2 separate regions of the Homo sapiens genome follow, and region 1 is linked to region 2. Evidence: read pairs that join two places in POLR2A ChIA-PET (ENCODE). Cell type or tissue: OCI-LY7. All regions are shown on one strand.

Region 1 (4,000 bases), 300 kb before region 2:
TTTATTTTTGTCAAAGTGATACATGCATATCATTGAGAGAGGCACATAGTTTCCTGCTCCCAAGTCAACTGCTTTCAGGTCTAACTGATTTAAAAAAGAAAATCTAAATAAGATGCCTATTTGCTGCTTCTCAGTTATTCAGGCTTAGGCCTCATCTATTGTCTTCCTATTAGGAAGATGAGGATGTAGCTCCCTTTCTCCTTATTTCCCTGCCACGCTCATCACACACATGCACACACACACGCACACACGCACACACACACAAACACACATATTTTCCATGTCCCAGCTCTCACTCACCCGACAGATTTATAATTCATATTCAATGTTTCTATTATTAAGACCTTGTAAACTCCATCCTCAGATAAGCCAGCTACTGAGAAGAGTAGATGCTAATTGGAAGCTCTGTTAGCTAGATGGGCTTTAGGGCAATCTGGCTGGGTCTTTTCATGAGGAACTCCCCACATCCCCTCTGCCCTTATTTCTATGCAGTCAGGTGTTTATTCTTGGGCTGCAGATTCCTGAGAGAAGGCTCTTCCAGTGCCTGGTGGGTTTTTGGGAGTCAAGTGAGGGAGAGCTTACCTGTAATGTATTAACTTTCATTTTACCTGCCTGTTTTCAGTCCAGTATTCCTCCCTCAACTCTAGCCTTTGGGGACTACAATCTGGAAGCTCTCTCTGGCAGGCCTTCCAGAGAATCGTCCTCCAATTTTTGCCAAAGTGTGAGGCAAAGTGTGAGGCAATTACCTCGCATGCAGAGTTGGGAAGGGGCCCTGGGTGTCTAAATGCCTCTTAAGGAAATTTACAAGAAGGCTTTTGTTTTAGCCTCACTTCGCTTCCACTTCCAGAGGTGCCTGGAGCCACTAGTTCCTCGCCTTTTGGTCTGCAATATAAATCAGGTTTCTTGGCTTTCCCACCTGCTGACTTAGGATTTAACTTTCTAGGTTCTGCTAAGTCAGTTACCACTTGTCCATATGCTTTCCAGGGTTGTTTGTGTTCTCTTTTATTTCTTGTGTCCTAGTGATTTAGGATCTTTAAAAGACCTCTTTATATTCATTTTGATGTGGTTTCAGAAGGGGCTCAGAGGCTAATGTATGTGTTCAACCCACCATCATTAACCAGATATCCTGAAATTTGATTCTTAAAAAAGTGATTCAAATTAATAGTCAAGAAAAATATAAGTTTTCATATGAGGTATTCTAGTAGTAATTTATTATCATACTATATTGGCCAACATGCTACAGATTCAGAGAGACAAATGATGTAATAAAAAAGTAAACTTTAGTTTCAATAAAATAGAATTCTATTATTTTTTAGAAGAAGTTCTTTGTCTATATAAATCATCTCTTTAAACACAAACTTTAGTATCCAGTTAAAGTGGGCAATAAAAGACATCAGGCATGACAGAGTCTGTATGCTTTTATACAAGGACCAGACAAATATCTAATTATATGAAACTGTAGCTCAATTCTGCTGTAATAAAAGTAAACCATAGTCAATGATGGCCCAGTAAACTATAGAAAGCAGAGGTCAGCCAACAAACGTAAAAGTTCAATGTCCCTATTACTTTAAGTATGACTAACAGTGATTAAAATAGGAATTACATGATCATTGATTCCCAAGTGTCTTTTCTAATGTATTAAGACACAGGACAGCTTGAGATAGCAGATTTAATTTAAACAAGTAAACCAATGGTTTACTCGTTCATTTATTGCCTTCAATCACTTCCACAGCTGGTGCGAACATTTGTTAAGTTTTAAATGAACAGAAGCCAAAGTGTGTTGCAGTAATTAACTTATGAAAGCAATTAATGTAAGCAACATATGCATGCACATTATCACGCAGTAGTGCATATGGTTAATTAAAGTTTAACATAAATTAGATCTATTTAACCTTATTTCAAGGACCATTTGAGCGGTTTTTTTTTTTTTTTTTTTTGGTAAAATGTCCATATGTCTTAACTCAGGTGATTAACTTCATCATGTTAATGACCTCAAAAAATTAGCTAAATCCTCTTGGTTTATTACTTAGTTAACAGCAAACATGGCACAAATGGTCTGTTTGTTTTCAACATGATTTAGAAAGCCAAGACTGGCTAAAATGCACAAAAGCCAAATGAAGGATCAGTCTTTCTGGAATTAAGAGGTATGTTTTACATTTAAAGAAAAACTTCCTTTGAAGTTTTAAGATAATAAGACATAGTTGCTCCTTTCAGATGAACTTGCTTTTAAAAAATATTTAATACGTTAGTGGATATCTTTTTCTCTAGGTTTATTTATGAAATCCTTCACAATGAATTAACAATGTGGCAAATATGTGTTAAGCTCCTACTCCACATAAGGAACACTGTTCAGCTCTATGATGAGACAAAGGCAGACTTTTTTTTTTATTAAATATGACCTCTGCAAAGATGACTTAAGAAAGCTTAAAAAATGGTCATTCATAAAGTGGGACAAACACTAAACAATAACATCAAATGTAAGAAAAGGAGGAGAGCACAAATAGTTACCAGTTACTAGGAATGAGCATCAAATCTTACACTAAGCTTCCTGACAGTTATGGAATAAAGAAAAGTTAAATTATGTAAGTTTCATCTAAACAAAAAATGAATAAAATGCAGTCCTTGTTCTTGATATTTCCTGTCATAAGACTGTGTTTAATATTAACAAATATCTACCTAATGGGCTTTTTGATATTCTTTATTAATTTCATCAACAATTATATCTAACAAATTGTATACGTTTTAAATTATCCTGGGTAAAATGAGCATTTTTCATGTTCTGGATTTTGCATGTTCTTATCTTGGACCATTTTCTTCTATCCAATAGTTTAATAAAACTTCTGGTTCAAACTAGAGTACTTTATGTACTCCATTGTACTTTATGTACTTTATGTACATTGTACTTTATATACTCCATTGTACTTTATGTACTTTATGTATTCCATTGGCACAACTGCAAGCTTATAAATTGACAATTTTGCAGTTTAAAGCCACATGAAACACATGAAGTTGGTTCTGCAATTCCAAAGACAAGGTTCTTAATTAATATATTTAGGATTTTAATGGATAAGAGACTGTGCCAGATATTTCCATGTGCCCAGACAACTGAGAGTGCACTTTTTGGCAGTCACTTTATGTGCCTGTGGGAGGTTTAGGGAGTGGGCAGTTCATTGTCCATTTGGTCTTATTCCACCGAACTTTAATTTTTTTCTGTTGGTTAACTGACAAGCTTTCAACTCCTCTCTTCATCCACATCAACATGGCATTCAATCAGTAGTCACTTTCAGATCAATCCTACAAATATAAAAGGGATCTTAGTTTCAGTACCACATTTTACAAATCAAACTTCTTAATGCATTGAGAAATTAAAGGACTGGTTTATGGTTTTACAGCTAGTTATGAGGAACCTCTGTTATGGGTCAGCATTTATGAGGTTAGGATTTTAAAATATGGTTTATAGGACTGATTAATTATATAATCATAGTGATCTCTCTATACTTCTATACGCATGACTTAAGGAATTGGAGCTAGCCTTAGGATGCTTTGTGAGTCTTTAAATACAGGGACCAAGTCTTACTTATCTTTATATCTCTAACACCCAGCAGAGTGCCTGGCACAGAATGTTTAATAAATCCTGGGTGGTTGAGTGAAGAATTAATGAATAAAAAATAAAGAGCTTATGGGCACCTGCAGAGTAGAGAACTGTGCTAGGTATATTAGCATTTATTCTAATGTCTAATTTCCATAGGAATTAGACTAAGAATTACTTTTCCTCATAGATATACATAGAGACATATTAGAGTCTACTCCATACCTATATCTATATCTCTGTCTACTTCTATCTATCTATGTAGCTAGCTAGCTAGAGATTTGTTTTTCTAAAATAAGGCTTATTTAAAGAAAGAAAAGAAAATTTCCCATGCTACCACAGATCCAAAATCTATGGGGCCTTCTGCTTACAATCTCCCATACTAAAAGTAATTTAAGTGAATTTTCTTTA
Region 2 (4,000 bases):
GCTAAACTCATTTTATCACCCCTGCAATTCGCCAACCTGTTGTTCCACCTCTATTGATTTCAGTTAATAGCACCACTATTTACCCAAGCACCCAATCCAATAATCTGGAAATAACAAATCTGTATCTCTTAATCTTCCACATTCAATCATTCACTAATACATTTCAACTCTATTGTCACACCTTTCCCCCATCCTTCCTACCACTGCCCCAGTCTAAGTCCTAATTATCTCTTGCTTAAGTTGGAACAACAGTTTTAAAATTTATCCTCTACCTCCAGTTTTGTCTCCCTCAAGCCATCACTGATAGAGCTAGTAGAATCACCAATCTAAAATGGAAATCCAATGACATTATTATTTGCCTAAATCCTATCTTCCTCAAAGATTGCCCATCACATATAGGATAAAATCCTAGACCTTTATCATATAAATACAGCCTTCCAGCACATTGTCTCTATTTTTCCCTCTAGTTTCAGCGAGAGCCACCATGCTAACTGTTAATATGTATATATTAAACATTATGTACACATATACTATACATATAACACCTTGAAGTAATATTTTATTTCTATTTTATAGATTAAGAAACTGGTACTGATATTTTATAGATTAAGAAACTGGTACCTGTATAGGAAAAGTAAAGTTGATCATTAAATCTAAATCTGTCATATTCTCCAATGGATTTCTTTGAGGTCAGGTCCACATCGTTCCTTTCTTTGAACCACCAGCATCTAGCACATTACCTGGCATACATAATGGCTGTTAAGCAAATGTTAAACTAAATTGACTGTTCAAAAAGAGAAATGATGGATTATAACATTATAATTAGATTATCCAGCCACTGACTGAAGAAGGAATAGGGATTCTAGAATTACCTCACAGGTACAATAAATGAGAACAATGACCACTATGACTGAGTTTGTAAAAGGTGTATATCTCTTCATCATGTAAAAATTTAATTATCTTTCAAATTAAGAGATAAGCTCTATATTATCAAGAGTAAATTTAATGTTCTTTTTATTTCTAAATTGCATTTTATTCAAGTGTTTTTTACTTTTAGAGGATCAAAACAAAGGGAAATAGAAATATTTACACTAACACAAATTCTCTGCTAAAAGATAACAGTATGTATGTGCTTATGTTGCATGTGTATTTGTATGAGTATGAAATATATATGCACAATACACAAATGTATATGATGAAAAACTTCAAGCTATTTTTAAGTTTAGAAATTGATGACTTTAATAACATTTGGGAAGCTCACTCTTCAGACACACTGATTGCAAAGGATTAAAAGATCACCTGAAACTCTGAGACCATCAAAGAATTTCTTTAATTATGAAAAAAAGTGCAGATGTGTGGCCAATCTTTCTCCCAGGTTGCAACCAAATAAAACTTCAAATAACGCACTCATAAATGGCTGAAGAAAAAGGAAATTAAAATGAAAACACATACATATTAAAGATAACTATGAGCTGTGACTGTTCAACAATTGGGCTTCAAGTAGTTTCACACCATTGGGCTAGGATAAAACATGCTCTGCTGGCATTTTCATCTGCCAAAATAGCCATTTGCAATTAAAAATTAAAACTGGCGCTACTTCTTTGCAAGCAATTTTCAGAAGGCTGCTGGCTATCTTTCTTGTTTATAGTGTTTTTTTGTATCAGTCCTTCGTTTCATTTTGAAATACCCTTTTCATTTCTTTCCTTTTAGGCTATCATATTCCCAGTACTAATATTGTAACACTTTTCAACATTTCTAATTGTAATATGGTCTTCAAGTACAATAGCATTGTTTAGATTTCTAAAGACTGATTAGAAGAGTATGAAACATTTTATATATCAGCACAGTATAAAGCAGTATAACTTCTACAAGGCCTCTGTAGACTTAAGAGAAATCAGTGATTTTTTAAAGGAATGCAGGAGCAAAAAGAATATGTAAACATCAGTCTCTACAGACATAAACTTAATTCAGAATAGAATATATATGTAGGTAGTAAAGTAATTCATTAGGTCTAATTGAGTCTGACACATAGAATGGCCAACAGAGTAAAATTCCATCTGCCACAAGGGAACTAATAGTGTATTTTGGAGATCTGGGGTGTCAGTAAATGAATCAGTATGTATGCATGGAGCATCTTTTATGTGACAGGCAGTGTTCTGGGTGCTGGTGATATAATAATAAGACAGAAACCCCTGCCTTTAAAGAATTGGGGTTGAGGGGAGAGACAAGCAATAAACAGATCCTCCTCCAAGCAGAGGAGGAGTGATGTGTTCTGTTAAGTCTTTAGGAAGATCACTTTGGGCCAGGTGTGGTGGCTCATGCCTGTAATCCCAGCACTTTGGGAGGCTGAGGTGGGCAGACCACTTGAGGTCAGGAGAATGAGACCAGCCTGGCCAACATAGCGAAACCCCATCTCTACTAAAAATACAAAAACAATTAGCCAGGTATGGTGGCGCACGTCTGTAATCCCAGCTACTCAGGAGGCTGAGGCAGCAAAATCGCTTGAACTTGGGAAGCTGAGGTTGGAGTGAGCTGAGATCACACCACTGCACTCCAGCCTGGGCAACGGAGTGAGGCTCCATCTCAAACTAACAAAAAGAAAGAAAGAAAGATAACTTTGGCTACTATGTAGCACAGAGACCTTGGGGATTTAGGAATTAAGTTAAAGCAACTAGTTAAGAGGCAACCCTCAAGCTCAGAGAAGAGGAAAGGAAATGATAAAAGGATCAGATTGCTTCTTATTCCAAATACTCTTTCTCTTTAATGATAGCATTTTAGACTCTCTACAGTATCCTCCACCATCTCGGATCACAGACACGATTGTGCCCATATCACAGATGAAGATTTGGAGACCCAGATGTGTGAAATGACTTACAGAATTAATTAGTGGCAAAGCTACAAGCAAAGCACTAATCTCCTACTTCTAGTCCCATATCTTTTTTCTTTTAAATGAATCGTCAGTATCTTACGTCTAAGAAAACTGAAAAGACTTGGTAGTTCTTTCAGCTTCGGCTCACCCTGAAGCTCCTCTGTGGAAGGCTTATAAGAAAAATTATTTACTTACTCAGTTAAGCATGCATTTATGGAGGGTCTACTAGACACAAGGCACCTTGTTAGGCACTTAATATTTAGAAATAAGTAGAAATTTCACTGTATGGAAGCTTGCTGTCATGTGGGAGAGACAGACCAAGTAGCCCACGATGACAGTACAATGGGGGAAGCACCATTATAATGACATTGGTAGAGTGCCATGGAACCTGAAAGAAGGGGCACCTAACTCATCCTGGCAGAGGGAAGGGAACTGTTTGGAAATATGCCCAAGAGGAAGTGATCTTTGAACTGTACTTTGAAGAAACATTAGGAGTTTAATAGCAAGGGTGCAAGATGTGGGGAGAAGCCAAGAGAACAGCATGAGCAAACACATGGTGGTGAGACACAGGGTGGAGCAGTGCAGTAAGGGTGGGGCTTAGAGTGCATATTAGAGGGGAGTAGCTATATAGTAGTCTATGCCCTGAGGGTCTTGTGTGAACTCTTCCAAGGAATCTGGAGTCTAACCTACACTACTGGGTCCATTTTCCCAAGTCTTAACCACTCCTCAGTCCACTTGAATCATATTTATGACTCTTAGCACTCCACTGAAGCTGCAGCAGCAAAGGCCACCAGTGGCCTCCTTCATAAGAAATCCAATGAAATCTTACCTAACTTTTCTAGTCCTTTCTGCAGCATTGGAAACTGCTGGCCATAACCTTTTTTCCGTATGCATCTTCCTTTGCTTTCATGAAAATAAGATCTCCCAGGCTTTCCCTCGGCCTTTGGGTTGCTGTAAAGCTTTTCCCAGGTTCTTCCATTGGCTCTTACTTTTTCATCCACTGCTTGGTGTTGGTGTTCCCCAGTCTCTAGCCTCCACTATGCCCTCACTCACTCTATATATTCTTTGGACTATCTCATTTTTTCTACTTATTGCTTTAATTACCACAAAACTGACAGAGGCTTTCAAAGC

What was found. ChIA-PET counts read pairs that join two places held together with the same protein. Peaks named below come from ENCODE experiments on the same cell type or tissue, not always from the same donor. Only the 100,000 strongest peaks of a DNase experiment are listed, where the experiment ranks them.
Region 1: POLR2A ChIA-PET joins it to region 2 with 8 read pairs; 2 of 35 experiments call an interaction of 5 or more read pairs at or near these places.

Annotation. Positions count from the first base shown.
Region 1 is chr6:72,928,517-72,932,516 of GRCh38, reverse strand. The region is part of intron 1 of KCNQ5 (potassium voltage-gated channel subfamily Q member 5); the gene reads right to left. LOC124901340 (a long non-coding RNA gene) reads right to left here. Exons shown (of 2, transcript XR_007059642.1): 2 at 1,190-4,000. Among named protein-coding and RNA genes, the nearest start is that of MIR4282, 37 kb to the left of the region's middle. In OCI-LY7, no CTCF peak of the experiment used is centred here; no DNase peak of the experiment used is centred here.
Region 2 is chr6:72,627,213-72,631,212 of GRCh38, reverse strand. All of the region lies in intron 1 of KCNQ5 (potassium voltage-gated channel subfamily Q member 5), which reads right to left. KCNQ5-IT1 (KCNQ5 intronic transcript 1) reads right to left here and starts at 718. Exons shown (of 4, transcript NR_120503.1): 1 at 622-718. In OCI-LY7, no CTCF peak of the experiment used is centred here; no DNase peak of the experiment used is centred here.